Regions from separate parts of the Homo sapiens genome. Here regions 1, 2, 3, 5 and 6 are each linked to region 4. Evidence: chromatin contacts called from ENCODE Hi-C or POLR2A ChIA-PET data. All regions are on one chromosome and are shown on one strand. Each heading gives the region's core, a stretch centred on a gene start or an enhancer-like site at or near the end of the contact. The rest is flanking DNA. Distances are from core to core; before and after follow the strand shown. Region 1 holds the start of MRPS23 (mitochondrial ribosomal protein S23). Region 2 overlaps CUEDC1 (CUE domain containing 1). Region 3 holds the start of SUPT4H1 (SPT4 homolog, DSIF elongation factor subunit). Region 4 holds the start of C17orf67 (chromosome 17 open reading frame 67). Region 5 holds the start of TSPOAP1 (TSPO associated protein 1). Region 6 holds the start of HLF (HLF transcription factor, PAR bZIP family member).

Evidence for each region. A loop is a pair of places that touch in the nucleus more often than their neighbours do. ChIA-PET counts read pairs that join two places held with the same protein, here RNA polymerase II (POLR2A). Pooled maps may share reads with other maps.
Region 1: a loop to region 4 is called in a map of CD8-positive, alpha-beta T cell, with 18 times the contacts of the local background. The contact joins the promoter of MRPS23 here to the promoter of C17orf67 in region 4. A Hi-C loop is called at or near these places in 3 of 168 maps with a recorded cell type or tissue (CD8-positive, alpha-beta T cell and naive thymus-derived CD4-positive, alpha-beta T cell), 1 of 37 single-sample maps with no recorded cell type and 17 of 50 pooled maps.
Region 2: a pooled map shows a loop between it and region 4 (6-fold over the local background). The contact joins the enhancer-like site here to the promoter of C17orf67 in region 4. A Hi-C loop is called at or near these places in 2 of 50 pooled maps. POLR2A ChIA-PET finds 5 or more read pairs at or near these places in 2 of 52 experiments (activated B cell and activated CD8-positive, alpha-beta memory T cell).
Region 3: a pooled map shows a loop between it and region 4 (5-fold over the local background). The contact joins the promoter of SUPT4H1 here to the promoter of C17orf67 in region 4. A Hi-C loop is called at or near these places in 10 of 50 pooled maps.
Region 5: a loop to region 4 is called in a map of CD8-positive, alpha-beta T cell, with 17 times the contacts of the local background. The contact joins the promoter of TSPOAP1 here to the promoter of C17orf67 in region 4. A Hi-C loop is called at or near these places in 3 of 168 maps with a recorded cell type or tissue (CD4-positive, alpha-beta memory T cell and CD8-positive, alpha-beta T cell), 5 of 37 single-sample maps with no recorded cell type and 8 of 50 pooled maps. POLR2A ChIA-PET finds 5 or more read pairs at or near these places in 1 of 52 experiments (CD4-positive, alpha-beta T cell).
Region 6: a loop to region 4 is called in a map of ascending aorta, with 4 times the contacts of the local background. The contact joins the promoter of HLF here to the promoter of C17orf67 in region 4. A Hi-C loop is called at or near these places in 2 of 168 maps with a recorded cell type or tissue (ascending aorta and naive thymus-derived CD4-positive, alpha-beta T cell) and 7 of 50 pooled maps.

What each region holds. Positions count from the first base shown.
Region 1 is chr17:57,848,631-57,851,330 of GRCh38, reverse strand. It overlaps MRPS23 (mitochondrial ribosomal protein S23), which reads left to right and starts at 1,287. Exons shown (of 5, transcript NM_016070.4): 1 at 1,287-1,364; 2 at 1,921-2,091. The coding sequence starts at 1,321. RefSeq lists enhancers at 792-1,301, 977-1,306.
Region 2 is chr17:57,938,518-57,941,217 of GRCh38, reverse strand. All of the region lies in intron 1 of CUEDC1 (CUE domain containing 1), which reads left to right. Among named protein-coding and RNA genes, the nearest start is that of CUEDC1, 16 kb to the left of the region's middle. Within about 2 kb of position 1,322, at least 18 of the 41 ENCODE cell types and tissues checked have a DNase peak (open chromatin) inside an H3K27ac peak, as active enhancers do.
Region 3 is chr17:58,350,919-58,353,727 of GRCh38, reverse strand. It overlaps SUPT4H1 (SPT4 homolog, DSIF elongation factor subunit), which reads left to right and starts at 1,527. Exons shown (of 5, transcript NM_003168.3): 1 at 1,527-1,661; 2 at 2,220-2,326. The coding sequence starts at 1,593. It overlaps TSPOAP1-AS1 (TSPOAP1, SUPT4H1 and RNF43 antisense RNA 1), which reads right to left. Exons shown (of 5, transcript NR_038410.1): 4 at 1,814-1,984; 5 at 1-1,729. It overlaps RNF43 (ring finger protein 43), which reads left to right. Exons shown (of 10, transcript NM_017763.6): 10 at 1-52. RefSeq lists an enhancer at 211-746 and silencers at 1,134-1,563, 1,844-1,953.
Region 4 is chr17:56,832,531-56,835,230 of GRCh38, reverse strand. C17orf67 (chromosome 17 open reading frame 67) reads left to right here and starts at 1,311. Exons shown (of 8, transcript NM_001085430.4): 1 at 1,311-1,613; 2 at 1,889-2,333. DGKE (diacylglycerol kinase epsilon) reads right to left here and starts at 1,080. Exons shown (of 12, transcript NM_003647.3): 1 at 971-1,080; 2 at 1-453. The coding sequence starts at 435. RefSeq lists enhancers at 1-224, 1-355, 824-1,421 and silencers at 746-1,815, 1,789-2,083.
Region 5 is chr17:58,327,290-58,330,085 of GRCh38, reverse strand. TSPOAP1 (TSPO associated protein 1) reads left to right here and starts at 1,291. Exons shown (of 32, transcript NM_004758.4): 1 at 1,291-2,498. The coding sequence starts at 2,166. TSPOAP1-AS1 (TSPOAP1, SUPT4H1 and RNF43 antisense RNA 1) reads right to left here. Exons shown (of 5, transcript NR_038410.1): 2 at 1,965-2,036. RefSeq lists enhancers at 469-548, 649-818, 1,349-1,418, 2,289-2,448 and a silencer at 2,129-2,238.
Region 6 is chr17:55,263,519-55,266,218 of GRCh38, reverse strand. It overlaps HLF (HLF transcription factor, PAR bZIP family member), which reads right to left and starts at 1,259. Exons shown (of 4, transcript NM_002126.5): 1 at 620-1,259. The coding sequence starts at 734. RefSeq lists a silencer at 1,136-1,455.

The DNA of each region.
Region 1 (2,700 bases), core at 38-2,537, 1.0 Mb before region 4:
AGACATTGTGTGTGATTCAAAACATTCATTGGATTAAAAGTTCAAATATGAATACAATCTCTTTACAAGTCAAACTCTGAAGCATGTGTAAAGGAAGAAAAAATTCTCCCTTGCCTGCCTGCAGTTTCACTCCGAGATATCCAATGTTCACAGCCTTGGGTGTCCTTCTGCAGAATTTCTATCCTCAAACACAAACATATATAGAGGTGTTTCTTTTTCCTTTTTTTTTTCTAACACGTTGAGATTCCACTAAACATGTTTCTTTGCAACTTCGTTTTTCATTTAAACATAAGTCATGTACCTTAACCTTGGTAAATACATGTGGATCTAGCTCATTCATTTTAATAGCTGCATAGGGTTCCAAAGAAAGTATGAACAATAATTTTCCAGCTATTTCTCATCTGATGGATTTTTTTTCCCACTACAAACAATGCTGCAACGATGATCCTTGCACAAACATCCTCATGAATTGATGCTTTAATTTCTAAGGGGTTCTTTCCCCGAAATATGATTACTGGGTCAAAGGGTATGCTACACACAGTTTATATTTTTTTACAGTTTAACACTGAGAGATGACTTTCTCCAGATTTTTTCGTTTCCCTCTCGGCGTCTGTTTGTTCCGGACACTTTCACTTTTCGAGTTCCAAGGAGGAGGTAGCCCGCGACACCGGCCGCGGGAAACACGAGTTGCAGCCAGCATCCTAGTTAGCGTGGATGCAGGTGGCACTCCGGGGACGAGGGGCTTAGTGGGGAGCACTACACAGCCAGAGGCGGAGGCCCGAGATCTAGCACGACGCTGGGCAAGTGACGGCCCCTCCCCGGCCTTGGTTTTCTTCTGCGTAGTCTGTGACTCTAAACAACATTAGGCTCAGCCTGGGCCTAGAGCTGGTGACCTCAAATCTCGGCCTTTGTTGGCTCCCCTAGGACTGTAGGCTGCGCTTCACCCCTGCTCTGCCCCACTACTTCTCCTCCGCGCGGCCCCACCTTTTCAGAGGAGTTGGCTCAACAAGGCGAGAGAGAGTAAAGCAACCATCATGATGAATCCCTCCCACAGCTCGGTCATTTATTACTTCTGTCCGGCTTTGGCTCGCTCCTGCCCTTTTGGCTCGGCTATCGAGTGCTCCTGCCTGAACCTGGCAAGTAACCTCGGAGCGCGCCCGTTCGGCCTATCACTTGCTTCTGCCTGCGCCGCTCTCCCGCAGGGGCTGCGGTGAAAGCCCAGCGATCCTTGGCTCGGCCAGCAACTTATGCGCCCTTTACCTGGAGCAGCCGCTTCCGGTTCCGGTAGCAGCTAGTCACGCTCGGTACCAGGCGCAGATCATGGCAGGCAGCCGGCTGGAAACCGTAGGGAGCATCTTCTCTCGGTGTGTGCTCCCAGCCGTGGTGGGCTGAGGGTGCCTCCCCCAGGCTGGGGTTCTCAGCCGGTCACGCTCTTCCTTGGAGCGGACCTGAGCAGGGCGAGGCGTATTGCAGGGTGCGGGGGCTGAGCTGGGTGAGGCCCTCTCATGTTTTCTCCTGGCTCCGAATAGTTGTGCCTGAGGATGCCTCTCCTTGAATTTATGTGTCATGTTAAAGATTATTGCAGCTGCCTCTCCCCGAGTGGAGGTCTCTAGGAAGAGGAAGGGAGGAAGAGCCTGATGGGCCTTCCTTATCAGGTCATGCAAGACCGCTCTTTGCATTTTTCCGTGACCGAACGTGGGTGGGACGCACAAAAGAAGATAGAGGGATTTAACTCTCCTGAGCGTTGTTAAGTTTGGTTTGGGATGTGGACAGATCTTCTCTGTAGGTGGGGAGCAGTCCTTCCCCGTTCTGTGTTGCAGACCGCATAATACCTTTAATGTCCCAAACTGTGCTAGACTGATTCAGGGGCTTTGGCAGGCTACTGCAAGTGACCCAGTTTCGTTCTGTTCCCTCCCTAAGGACTCGGGACCTGGTTCGGGCCGGGGTGCTGAAGGAGAAGCCCCTGTGGTTTGACGTATATGACGCCTTTCCCCCGCTGAGGGAGCCCGTCTTCCAAAGGCCTCGAGTGCGATATGGCAAAGCCAAAGCTCCCATCCAAGACATCTGGTACCACGAGGATCGGATTAGAGCGTGAGTGCTCAGCCCTGTAGTGGACAGGAGGCAACAGAACTTCAGAAGGGAAGGTTTCGGTAGCAGTCTGGGAATTCAAACATGAAATTGAGTCAGGGGTTTGCCCTGTGGAGAAGGCTTATCTAGCCAAATTAGGGAGGCAGCACCCCTTCCTCATAGTGAAACTGAAGTTCTGAAAAGTGGAATCTGGAGCCCAGCAACCGAAAGATCATTGCAATTATAGCCGCATGTTTCTGGGCATCTGCTTTGGGCCAGGCACTGTACTAAGCTCTTTGCAAGCATTATCTCATTCTCTAAAGGCCTTACTCTAACTTGTAAGGAAGGCATTCTTGTTTCCATTTTATTCAAGGAGACTGCGAAGCTCAAGGAAATTAGCTAACTTCTTGTAATTACTAAATATATAGGAGGGTGGCAGATCTGGGAATCACATCTCTGACTCCAAGCTTATGGTGATCATTATGCCGGCCTTCTCCACGAGTGGAGATAGGAGGAACGTGGTCTGTGGATCTAGTAGTCCGGCTCTTTGAAGCCACTCAGATGAAAGGATGCTTGAAAGTCTAAGAGAGGCCGGGTGCGGTGGCTCACGCCTGTAATCCCAACACTTTGGGA
Region 2 (2,700 bases), core at 73-2,572, 1.1 Mb before region 4:
TGATTCCCAGAGGAGACATTTCGGCTGCAGAGGAGGGTGGGGAAGATGAGTGGTGTCTTTTGCGGCTTCTGTTTTCCATCAGCCACCTGCTCTCTTGATGACTCCTCCTTGATGCCTTCTCCCATGTGTCTGCGCCCAGAGCAAGGGAAGCACTTGTCTACAGCCACACGGCTGGCAGGAGTAGAGTTGGTAGAGCCTTGGGTGTGAAAGCCTGGTGTGAACTCACTCTTGGCTGCCACCCTCCTGGAGTCACTAGGACAAGCTGTCTTTGCCTCCTGGCAGCTTAGCTTCTCTGGGGCTCAGGTTAGCCAGGGGCTGCGTGGGAGTTCTGCTTTGCACCTGTAGAACTGTTTCTTTTAGTCCCAAGTGGGGCTTATGAGTCACCAGATAGGGTGCTTCCTAAGGGTAGTTATTGTATTTTTTTAAAAACTACTGTGCCCTTGATTATACCCATGACAGCACCTGGCACTGTTGCTCCAGAAATATTTGTTAAACAGATGAATGTTAAACAAATGAATGCAGCATCCTGCTGAAGGGCCCAGGCTGAAAAATTCCTGTGCTTTAGTCAGGAGAGGCTGGATTATGCTGCAGGAATAATCAAATCCTGACATCCCAGGGGCTTGACACCATCTAGGTTTATTTTTTGCTCGTGGAAAGTCTTGTAGGTCAGGCAGTGCACCTCCATCTGTAGCCACATCATCTGGAATATAGGGCCTTCAAGGTTACTGCGGGAGGGGAGGAGAGAGATGGAGGAAACTGACACCTGTTACTTCCATTCACATTGTCCAGAGCTGGTCACATGGGGCCGACCTCACTGCAAGGAAGGCTGGCAAATGTAGAGGAGAGAAGAGCTGTCTTTGCCGATCTAAAGGAGAGGATTTTGAATTTCTTGTTTCCAGCTTCAGTCCATTGGAGTGCCTCTGGCTGAATCGCTTACTGTGCCACCATTTTTTTTTTTTTTTTTAAACACTGACAGAAATGGAATACCTGCCACTTCCTTTAATCCAGGGAAGGAGGCATGGGATGGCACTGAAGAAGAGTCACATGGCAGGGTTTTTAACGGCTCCTTTATTACATGTTGACTATATGATGTTGATTTAGTCACCTCTAGAGCCTCTTTCCTCATCTGTACAGGGAGGATAGTGATGCCAGCTTGTCTCTCAGTTCAGACTCTACTGAAGGCAAGTAACAGAAACCAGCTCGAGCTATTTGAAGCCATAGGGGAATTGAAGACTCAAAGGAGGAAGTGCCTGGTCTCCCAAGTGCCGGGGGTGTGTGGGGGTGTGGTGGGGGTGGCTGACGCAGCTGTTCTCAGTGAGTCTGCATGGTGCACCTGCAGGACGCCGCTGCTGCTGTGGATGTGCACCAGGTGGTATGGCCCCTCAGCTCCCAAATACACCCGTCCACTTTCCAGTAACCCTTAGTTACTGAATGGTGTCTGAGCCTTGATGTGAACTCCTGAGGAGAGAGTCTGATGGGCTTGTGTGGATCAGCTGTCTACCACTGGGCCAGTCAGCTGGGGCCAGGAGGGCATGATCACGCAGCACCAGGGGGTAGGAGCTTTCCCCTGTGAATGGGAGTAGAGGCGGTCCTCACAGGAGGGATATGAGCTGGCCAGACACGTCCAGAAGCTGTTCAGGTCAGGCGAAATGGTTCACGCCTGTAATGTCAGCACTCTGGGGGGCCAAGGTGGGAGGATCACTTGAGGTCAGGAGTTCGAGACCAGCCTGGGCAACATAGTGAGACCCTCTCCCCCCACCCACATCTCTACACATAATTTGAAAAATTAGCTGGGCGTGGTGATGTGTGCCTGTAGTCCCAGCTACTTGGGAGGCTGAGGTGGGAGGATCACCTGAGCCCAGGAGTTCAAGGCTGCGGTGAGCCGGGATTGTTCCACTGCACTCCAGTCTTCACCCAGACTGAGATCTCGTCTCAAAAAAATAAAAAGCTAGACCGGGCATGGTGGCTCATGCCTGCAATCCCAGCACTTTGGGGGGCCAAGGCAGGCAGATCACTTGAGGTCAGGAGTTCAAGATCAGCCTGGCCAACAAGGTGAAAGCCCGTCTCTACTAAAATACAAAAATTAGCCAGGCATGGTGTCACACTCCTGTAGTCCCAGCTACTCTGGAGGCTGAGGCAGGAGAATCGCTTGAACCCAGAAGGTGGAGGTTGCAGTGAGCCAGGATCATGCCATTGCACTCCTGCTTGGGTGACAGAGTGAGACTCCTTTTCAAAAAAAAAAAAAAAAAAAAAAAAAGGCTGGGCACGGTGGCTCGTGCCTGTAATCCCAGCATTTTGGAGGCTGAGGCAGGCAGATCACCTGAGGTCAGAAGTTCGAGACCAGCCTGACCAACATGGAAAAACCCCATCTCTACCAAAAATATAAAATTAGCCGGGCGTGGTGGCACATGCCTGTAATCCCAGCTACTCAGGAGGCTGAGGCAGGAGAATCGCTCGAACCCGGGAGGCAGAGGTTGCGCTGAGCTGAGATAGCGCCACTGCACTCCAGCCTGTGCAACAAGAGCAAAACTCTGTCTTAAAAATAAATAAATAAATAAATAATAAATAAATAAAATTTAAAAATAAAATAAAAAGCTGTTGTCCATGTTTAGCTGGTTCAGGGTTGCTGAGCTGGCTGGGTAATGTCTGTAAGAACACTGAGAACTATCAGGTATTGCATATGTGTGCTCTGGTATGGTG
Region 3 (2,809 bases), core at 278-2,777, 1.5 Mb before region 4:
TCAGGCACTATGTTAAGAAATATATTTATTTGCTAATATATTTATCCACAAATGTGGTCTGGTCTTGTGGTTTTGTTCTGTCGTGACTGTCACTCAGGGTAACAACGTCATCTCTTTCTACATCAAGAGAAGTAAATTATTTATGTTATCAGAGGCTAGGCTCCGATTCATGAAAGGATAGGGTAGAGTAGAGGGCTTGGCAATAAGAACTGGTTTGTAAGCCCCTAAAAGTGTGGCTTAGTGAGATCAGGGAAGGAGAAAGCATGACTGGATTCTTACTGTGCTTCAGTCATTATTATTATACTGTTCACTTCACACATTATCATACTTCAGTGACTCAGACCTTGGGCAAATACTCTGTGCCTCGCTTTTTCAGTCCATAAAATGGGCCTACTTAATAGTTGTTGCAGGACTTACATGAGATAATAGAGTGTAGAAAATATGTTCCAAAGTGGAAAGTTTTATTCAGTGATAGAAAACATCCAAACCTGTCACAGAGCCCATCTGAACACAGCATGGGACCGCCAACAAGAAGAAAGCCCGCCCGGAAGCAGCTCAATCAGGAGGCTGGGCTGGAATGACAGCGCAGCGGGGCCTGAAACTATTTATATCCCAAAGCTCCTCTCAGATAAACACAAATGACTGCGTTCTGCCTGCACTCGGGCTATTGCGAGGACAGAGAGCTGGTGCTCCATTGGCGTGAAGTCTCCAGGGCCAGAAGGGGCCTTTGTCGCTTCCTCACAAGGCACAAGTTCCCCTTCTGCTTCCCCGAGAAAGGTTTGGTAGGGGTGGTGGTTTAGTGCCTATAGAACAAGGCATTTCGCTTCCTAGACGGTGAAATGAAAGGGAAAAAAAGGACACCTAATCTCCTACAAATGGTCTTTAGTAAAGGAACCGTGTCTAAGCGCTAAGAACTGCGCAAAGTATAAATTATCAGCCGGAACGAGCAAACAGACGGAGTTTTAAAAGATAAATACGCATTTTTTTCCGCCGTAGCTCCCAGGCCAGCATTCCTGTGGGAAGCAAGTGGAAACCCTATAGCGCTCTCGCAGTTAGGAAGGAGGGGTGGGGCTGTCCCTGGATTTCTTCTCGGTCTCTGCAGAGACAATCCAGAGGGAGACAGTGGATTCACTGCCCCCAATGCTTCTAAAACGGGGAGACAAAACAAAAAAAAACAAACTTCGGGTTACCATCGGGGAACAGGACCGACGCCCAGGGCCACCAGCCCAGATCAAACAGCCCGCGTCTCGGCGCTGCGGCTCAGCCCGACACACTCCCGCGCAAGCGCAGCCGCCCCCCCGCCCCGGGGGCCCGCTGACTACCCCACACAGCCTCCGCCGCGCCCTCGGCGGGCTCAGGTGGCTGCGACGCGCTCCGGCCCAGGTGGCGGCCGGCCGCCCAGCCTCCCCGCCTGCTGGCGGGAGAAACCATCTCCTCTGGCGGGGGTAGGGGCGGAGCTGGCGTCCGCCCACACCGGAAGAGGAAGTCTAAGCGCCGGAAGTGGTGGGCATTCTGGGTAACGAGCTATTTACTTCCTGCGGGTGCACAGGCTGTGGTCGTCTATCTCCCTGTTGTTCTTCCCATCGGCGAAGATGGCCCTGGAGACGGTGCCGAAGGACCTGCGGCATCTGCGGGCCTGTTTGCTGTGTTCGCTGGTCAAGGTGTCAGTCGGGGACCTGGTTGTAGGGCCCATGGGGGACCAAGGTCGGGGAAAGAGGGCGGAATGGGGCTGTGGGACAGTAAAGAGAAAAGTTAAGTCTCAGAACTCAGAGGTGGCAGGGGGAGTGAGAAGCCGAAGGAGGCCATCGTTTACCTCGTAGGATCGCGGACAGGTCTTGCAGCTGAGGGCAGGGGCGGTCTTACATGCCTTTGAATCCTCAGCTCTTAGACGTTCGGTGAACTTACGTTGGAGCCGAAAGACACTGGGAGTCAGAGGCGGGTGGGGATCCGCTGCTGAGTGAGTAGTCGGAAAGGATGCCTGACCCTGAGTAGACTAGAGAAAGGAATAGATAAAACGGAATTGGGAACGAGAGAGGAAGGAGTGGGAGGGTGGGACTTAGGAATGAAGCTTTGAGAGTAGTAGGTGGGGAACCTTAGGATACACAGTCAACATAGGGAAACAAGAAATTGAGCAGGTCGAAGTATTGAGAAAGCTACTTTTTCTCTTGGTCTTGTTCATGCTTATCTCTCCTTTTCCTTTATTTTTCTTTCACTCCCAGACTATAGACCAGTTTGAATATGATGGTTGTGACAATTGTGATGCATATCTACAAATGAAGGGTAACCGAGAGATGGTATATGACTGCACTAGCTCTTCCTTTGATGGGTAAGCCGCTTCAGTTTCCATCATTCACTTCTGCATTACCCAACCTGCACCCAGAGAAGTAAATGCAGGGCAAGTGTTAATCCTAGTTGGGCCCAGCCATTCGTTTTTGGGGGTTATTTTGTGTGGGTTTTTTTTTTTTTTTTTTTTTTTGAATCAGGGTTTTGCTCTGTGGCTCAGGCTGGAGTGCAGTGGCATGATCATAGCTCACTGCAGCGTGGAATGATCCTCTGACTTCAACCTCCCAGAGTGCTGGGATTATAGGTGTAAGCCACTGTGTCCAGCCTCAACAGTTATTTTGGGACATACTAGTGCTATGCATCTAATACAGTGACCACTATCCACGTGTAGCTACTGAGCACTTGAAATGTGTCTAGTCCAAATTAAGACATGCTTTTAAGTATAAAATATACCCCAGATTTCAAAGACTTAACATGAGAAGAAAGAATGTAATCTTAATAATGTTTGTTAAATGCATGAAAATTT
Region 4 (2,700 bases), core at 62-2,561:
ACACTGCTGCTTGCAAACCATACAGTAACTGCACAGGGGCACGTTGCCCCGGATCCAGTGGTGGGGCATGGCGTCCAGGACCTTGGTGTCATTCTTGAGCATAATCTCCTTGCACTGGAAGCGCTTGTCGGCCTTCCTGAGGCAGCCCTCGTCCACGCGGAGCCCGCAGCAGTCGCAGAAGGCGCCCTGCAGAATGTGCTGCGCGCACACGCAGCAGTAGGTGGGCTGGCTGAACAGGTCCGTGTCGCGCCACCCGTGCTTGCTCTTGCGGAAGATGTCCCTGCGGTGCAGCTGCCGGCGCGACCGCTGGAGGCTACACCAGAAGGTGATGAACACCGGCAGCAGGACCGAGCACAGCGTCCACAAGATCAGGTGCCCGTCCGCAAACAGGCCCTCGGAGGGCGAGCCCGGCGCCGGCCGCCTCTCCGCTTCCATCTTCTCCAAGGACGATACCTAACCAGAAAAGAAACAGGCGGTGCACCCCGAGCTCGCCATCCCTTCCCCGCCCCCTTCCTGCCTTTCCGGGGCCAAACCGGGCGCCCTCAGTGAAGGTGGCTCCGCTCTCCCGAGGGCGGGACTGCGCCTCGTCCCCCCGTCTCCCGGGACCTGCCGCGCCGAGAAGGCGACGTCCAGCCATCACGCTCCAATCCCCACTCCCCAACCCGCCCCACCTCGGGAGCGCGTCCAGGAGCCCAAGGCGGCTGCTGCTGCCGCCGCCGCCTCACCTTGCCGCCGGTCTGACCCACGGAAGGGCGCAACATACAGGGGCAAGCTGCCCTCCACCGAAAGGCCGGGCGTTCAGGCCAGGCAACGCCGGTCGGCGCCCGTAACCGTCGGCCCAGGCCTCGCACTCCCCTCCGGGGCGCCGTCTCCTCCCGGGCCCCACCCGCTCCCACGCGCGGCCCGGCGACCCTAGCCCCTCTCGGGAGGCCTCCGGAGACCTGCGCCGCGCCGGTCCTCGAAGCCCTACCTCGCGCGGGTGGAGGCGCGGCTCCGGGCCAGCAGGCCTTGGCCGCCTCGCGCAGGAGGAGAACGACGCTGGGCCGCCAGCAGGGATGAAGCCGGGCGGGGGAAACGCTTAAGGCTCCAGCCGCACGCACGCCGATCCGGCGCGCGGGGCCGCGAGCTGGAGGCGGGGCCTGTGGCGGCGAGCCCCGTGGCTGGGCGGAGCCAGGGCTGACGGGCGGGGCGGAGGTGTGAGGTGGGAGGGGAGACGGACCGGCCTGAGGGGGCGGGGCCGTGGAGGAGGCTGGAGACGGATGGAAGAGGCAGGGCACTGCGGCTGGGGGCGGGGCCTAGGGGAAGGGGGCGGAGTAACAGTGGGGCGTTTGAGAGGATGGAGGGTTGAATGCCAAAACTTCGTAATCGTAGAAAATTCTGGAAAGCCGCCGGCGGGGCAAGGCCACGAGGATCCTCCTCGCAGCACCGCGCCGCGCGGGGCCCAGGGGCCGCGCTCACGCCCGCCGCTCGGCGCAGACACGAGTGCCCCCGACTTGAGCCGAACCTCTAGCCGATGCCGGCGCCGCCGCCGCCGGGGATGCGTAAGCCGACTGGGAAGCGAGGGGGGGAGGCGGCCTGCGCGGCACCGCCCGACCTGGCCGCGGCGGGCTGAGGTAGGTGTGGCGGCCGCAGTAACGCAAACCTGAGGGCTCCTCCGCTGCGGAGCGGCGGGCGGGCGCGGAGGCCGAGGGCGAGCGGGGCAGCCGCCCGCTCGTCGCCGCTGACCCCGAGCCCGGCCGCGGTTTCCGCCCCCTGCCGTGGCGGGCGGGCCTCCCCTGCGCTACCCCCTCGCCCGCGCCCGCCAGCGCCCGAGGCCGGGGAGAAAGGGGAGCAGCGGGAGCCGGGGACTACCGGAGATGGGAGCACGCCTCCTGCTGCTGTCGTCCAGCCCCAGGTTCCGGAGGAATGCTCGCTCCCCGCTGGAGTCCTACCAGCCCAACACGGACCTGAGCCGCGACCACGCGGGCTGCAGCCTGCAGCACATCAGCTACCCGGAGAACGCGGACGCGGAAGCACCGCTGCTCAGCACCCCCGAAGAAACACGGAATCCAGAGAGGCACAGGCACCGCCCCGGCGCGCACAGCTGCACTCAGCGGCTTCCTTCCTACTACATACATACATAGGAGTGGGAGCCGAGGACCACTTGTTGCTTGCGGACTTCCTCTAGCATAAAAGATGGAAAGAAAACACACACCGAAGCAAGGGACCAAAGGAACAGAAAAGAAACGCAGAGATCATAGGAAAACTGCAAAGAAATACTTGATAATATCTTCCAAACGATTAGAGAAGACATAACATTCATTAAGAATACACATATAGATGTATATATACGTGTATGTGTGTATGTATATATTATTATGTGTGCATATATATGCATGTGTATGTGCGTATATTTGTATTAACTGTAGAAGATAAAGCTAGACACTAGTAAAAGTGGTAAAGCAGATTTTAATAATATACTATTGTAATAGGGAAGAAGGTACCTCGTGAACGGAACTGAACTTTGTGCAGAAGTGACTAGGTGTTTAAGAGGGAGGAGGAGGGAATGTGAAGGGGATGAGCAGGAACTCAGTAGTCAGGAAAGTGAAACTTGTGAAGGGTGGGTCAGTGTAAGTAAGGTTAGGCGACAGTGCCTGTTAGATGGCTGTTATGGGAGTCAGGGTCCTATCCTCCCACAGTAACTGGGAGATAGGCCCTTTG
Region 5 (2,796 bases), core at 42-2,541, 1.5 Mb before region 4:
CATTGTGCCATATAGTAGCATCCATATCTATATATATCATGATGTGTTGTAATTTATAAACTCATGCAATGATAGCCTCCCATGCACATAACAGCACACACATAGACACAGTGGCAAACAAACATAGATGCAATGACACAGAAACATACATACAGATACACCCAATGTGTTTTTGTTACGTTTTATTATGTGACTCATAGACACATAATAGCACACACATATATACACACAATGGCCCCTTCACATATACAGAAATAGATAATGTCTATTCTATAGATGCATACTATACACACGCATGCGCATAATGGCATGCATATATACTCTGACCTAAACAGCAACACATCATGCAGTGGCGTGCGTGTTGACCTACACACTGCTTTAGGGAAGTGAAGATGTCCACTCCTCCCCATGCACCCCCTACCTCCAGTTCCATTGGCTCTTGCCTGGGTGGAGCCCACAGTCAGGGGCTCTAGGGTTCAGTATCACCGCTGCTATTCTGTGGGGGTGCCACACGAGGGCCCCCGACCTTGGCTGAAACTGGCTTGCCTAATGAGTCCCGGGTTCAGAGTGGAGAGGGGCTGCCTCTCGGGGCTTCTCCCAACACCCCTGGCTCTGGGGACTCTGTCTAGACCCCTGCCACTGCATATAGACTGACTCCTGGCTGAGGGGATTCTCACGTCCTTGTCCCCCAAATTATTTAGCAACAAGATCTAAGGCTAGACAGAAGATGAACTTCCAGGCAATTCGGGACAAAGCCAACCCAACAGGCCATGTGGGCTTCCCTGGTGGCCTGGGACAGCCAGGTTGCCCCCCAAGTGCAATCTGCCAGGAGGAAGCAGAAGGAATTCTCCGTCTATTTCTACCTGTCTCTTTGCTTGTCTTCCCGGTTTCTTTCTCTTGGTTTCTGTCTCTCTCTTTGTTTCATCTCAAGTCCCATCTTTTCTAGTTCTGCCCTTCTCTGTGGCTGGATCTCTGTCATACCCTCCCCCGTTCTGTCTCTATCAGTCTCACCCGATGTAGGGAGGACCATCTGCACCCCACTCGCCTCTGTACTCCGGAAGGTGTGAGAATGTGTGAAGATGAGGGTGGGAGGCCACATGTGGGAGCCCTGGGCTGACATGCCGTGAGAAACCTGCTCTTCCTTCTGTCCCCGACCCTGTCAGCCGGTTCAGCCCACCAGTCCAGCGCCATCACCATGGAAACCAGCAGCCGACTTCCTATTGGTGGGTGGGAGGGGAGGAGGAGGAGGAGGAGGGGAGGGCTGGCTCTTCCCGGCTCACCCCCCCACCCAATTCTGAGGCTCAGCCCTCCTCGGAGCCCACCATCTCGAGGCTCCTGGACTGTAAGGGACCCCTGCAGTCCCCAGAGCAGAGGCCAGCAGGGGCTGAGACTATGAGGCAAGCAGCCCATCGACCCAGGCCTCCTTAGGACCAGCCCAGCCACCCAGCAAGCGAAAGAGCAGCAGCAGAGAGCAGAGCCGGAGATAAAGGACCACAGCGGACCACTGGGGATCACCCCCAGCAGCTCCTGAAGCCTCTGGCCGGGCTGAGGGGTTGCGACAGACGGCCAGACCCACAGACACTGACAGACACACAACGACACCGATGCACACAGCTGCACGACACTGACACACTCAGATACAACCAGGGACAGCATCACATACTGCCACAGCCCTGCAATACAGACACCCACACACACACACACAAACAACTGGCAACTCTGAAATGGGCAGACAGTGACACACAGCACCACCCCCCTCAACACACAGAAGTGGGGGCACCCATCTTCCCAACACATGAGACAGCATTGACCTGCACGGACAGACCTGGAGACACACACACGCACCCTCACCCAGGCGCAGCTGTCGGTGGCCTCTGCACATCCTCCCTACCCCCACAGGGACACCCTCGCTCCTCCACATACTCGCGCACACACACAGCTACCAGCAAACATAGCTCACATACCCCTGGCTCCAGCTCCAGCAGCCCTGGCGCCTTCTGCAGCCTCCTTTGTGGGTGGGGAAGAGCTCAGCCAACCTTGGATGGAGCGTCGGTGAAGCAAGAGCTCAGAGGGGAGAGGGGCTGGCCTGGCATGACCCTCGCCAGTCCCCCCACCTGGCTGGGTGATGTCCCCCGGCCCGGGTTCTGGGGCCCCTTGGCAGTACCATGGAGCAACTGACAACCCTCCCACGGCCTGGGGACCCTGGAGCCATGGAGCCATGGGCACTGCCCACCTGGCATAGCTGGACTCCAGGTCGAGGGGGTGAACCTAGCAGTGCAGCCCCAAGCATCGCTGATACTCCTCCGGCAGCTCTGCAGCTTCAAGAACTGAGGTCTGAGGAGAGTTCCAAGCCCAAAGGAGACGGGAGCTCCAGGCCCGTGGGGGGAACTGACCCTGAAGGAGCAGAGGCTTGTCTGCCCAGCCTGGGCCAGCAAGCATCCAGCTCTGGACCCGCCTGCCAGAGGCCAGAGGATGAGGAAGTGGAGGCTTTCCTGAAGGTAAGGGATCTGTGGAGGGCTGGGGTCTGCAAGGTGGGGGTCTCTCACCATGTCCTCCAGCCTGGCCAGGAGGTGAGGCGAGGTATGCATCCCCAATGCCCACCTGTCCTCTCTTGGCCTGTCTGTGGGTCCATCTCTGTGGCTATCTGTCCTCTCTTCATCGAGCAGAAATCTGAGGGGCTCCATTTCTTTCGTCATTTGTCTGTCCTTCTGACCCTCTTTGCCTGTCTGTCTAGATCTGGCCCTGCTGCTGCCCCGTCCCTCTCTGTGCCTCCTCCTGACAGTGTGTCTGTCTGTG
Region 6 (2,700 bases), core at 10-2,509, 1.6 Mb after region 4:
AACGCTGGAGGCGTGCACGGCTTCCCGCCGAGAGACCACTCCCCCCACCGGCCCCAGCCCCCACCCCGCTTTCTCAGCTACCCTTCACCAGAAGAAAACGAGTCTTCTCTCACACCTCGTGAGTTCCAAATACTAACCAGTAACAGAAGCTGTAACACAACCCCAAAACCCAGGCTACGCAGTGAAACCCCCTCCCTCAAGCCGACCCCCGCCCCCTGCCCCGCACAGAACCAGGCCCCAGGGTTTCTCCTCCCCAGCCCGGGAGGCTCTGCCCTCCGCAGGCGGGCTCGCTCTGCGTGCGGGTGTGCCTCGTTCTAGGGAACGATCCTGACCTGTCAAGTTACACCTCCCACCCGCGCCGCAGGAGCGGGACCCAGGGAGGCCGGGTGCCCGAAGCTCTTTTAAATGTAGCTCAGGAGGGGTCCCTCCCCTTTCATGGAGGAGGAGGAAGGGGAGGAAGGGTGCTGGGTGAGCTCCTCAATTTCATCAGCGCGGGGCCGGGGCGCCGCGGGACAGGGCGGGAGCGGGGTTGGGGGATGCTCCAGCGGGCGTGCCCGGCCGCGGAGGGGGACCCCCGGAGCGTCGTCCCTTCCCGGAGCGGGGCCGCGGCAGCGCTCACCGTCTTCGTGGTGAAGGGGGAGCTTCAGCGGGTTCTCCAGCAGGGACCTGAGCACGCCGTAGGGAGGCGGGATAAAGGTGGGATTCAGGGGGAGCGGTCGGGACATTTTCTCCATCGCGATGCACTCAAATTTTTTCCCCTTAAAAAAAGAAATAAGAAAGAAACAACCGCCCCCTAAAATGTTGCTGAGCTTTTCCTCCGTCCTTTGCCAAAAGTACTCGCTCTCAAGGCGGTGGAGAAAAGGGAAGAAAAAAATTACTTATATCTTTATAAATACATCTGCATAAAAATATATATTAAAAAAAAACTTTCGGGTTTCCAGTGCAGACGGTCCCAGGAGAGCGCGCCAAGTGCCCGCGGGCTCCCCGGCGACGTGCAGGATGCTCTCACCTGCCTCGAACCCCTCGTTTTGCAAAATGTTCAAAATTGAAAAAAAGAAAGAAAAAAAAATGTCGACGGCTGCAGAAGGGCAGAAGACACCGCGCCGACCCCAGCCCCTAGTGCCAGCACCGGAGGCGGTGCGCCGTCCCACCCCACCCCCCTCCCCGCGCCGGCGGCCGCTGCTCCCCAGCGCTCCGCGGCCCCGCAGCGCCGGGCTCAGCGCATCCGGCCGCCCATGTGCCGCGGCCCTGACAAGAGTGACGTCAGGGCCCGCACCTCGCGCCCATAGGCGTGCGGGGGCGGGGCCACGCGCGGCACCGCCCGCCTGGCCCGCTCGCCCCGCCGCCGCGTGTTTAGCGTCGCCGCTCGCGCCGATTTTCGGGGACCTTGCAGCACTGGCTGGTTGCAGGGGAGCAGGTGCCAGATTCCCTGGGCCATCAACTTAGGCTTAGATTTTTTTTTTTTTTTTTGGTCTGGGTGGGAAGAGGAATGAGAAATTTATATCCATAGTTTTCAAGCTGGGAATAACCTGAGGAGTTTTAAAAAAATCGCGATACCCAGGCCGCATCCCAGATCAATTAGATCAGAACCTCTGCGGTGCTATCAGGGCGTCCATAATTTTTAAAGCTCCCCAGGTGGTTCCAAAGAGTAGCCAAGTTTGAGATGATTGGTTTAGATCGGATGGAAGGTAACGACCCTTCTCAATATTTCTCCTGGCCCCGGCCAAGCTTAGCGTCTTCTTTCTTGCCCAGTTTCCACCACCACCAAAAAATAACTACTTCCTATAAGTCCGAATGGGATGCAAAAAGCAGAGCGGGAAGCGGAGGACTGAGCTGCTGGGCACTGTTTCCCACGCTGCAGAGAGGTGTTAACGGTGGGGGGAGAGGGGGGGTAGACATTTGCCTGAAACGGAAAGAGGCGGGAGAGACACAGACACACTGAACGGGATTTTAGGAATATTTACTCTGGGTGAATACAGGTGATTGCGCTTGGGTCAAGTTATTAGGTTTGCACGGTGATTAAAATAATTTTGTAAAGTATCCCCTAAGGGGGCTTCGGCTTTCCTTGCTGTTACAGCAGCTGCAGCGTCTCCCTCTGCCAGTTTGACCTCGTGGCACCCACGGTCCCCGAGATCTGCGTGCGACCCCCTGTGTGATAACTCCCTTCCCGCCTGGGGTGGTGCGGGCGCTGGCGTGCAGCCGCGACGCCCCCTGCAGAGCTCCGCGGGGGGCCAGGCAGGTTCTTCCCCTCCCTCCTTACCTCTCCTTACTAAGACCCTAGTCTTCGATCTGGGGAAGGGGCTGCAAGAACGAATGGGCACAAATGAAAGAAAACCGTTTTTCAGTGGGACGTAAAGGCCTTTGTGACCCCAGGCTGAGTCGCTGGGGAAGGATGTGGTGGTGTCTTGATGGGGTTTACTTCCCCAGGAGAGGGTTGTAAGAGAGGAGGCGCCTGAAACCCCAGAGATCAGGAGCGGCGGCGCAGCGGGGTTCAGAGTTCCCTGGCAGGGTGATTCCGGCAAGTGCCTTTCTGCCCTGAGCTGTAGGTTCTTCATAAAAGGACACGTAATCTAGTGACCTCTACTTCCTCACTCTAAAATTATGGCAAAAGGGTAAGGCAACATTCTAAGTGAGATGTTGTTGCAGTGTTTCAGGTTTCAGACGAATTCCAGAAACAGCAAACTTTTAGTTAATGCCACA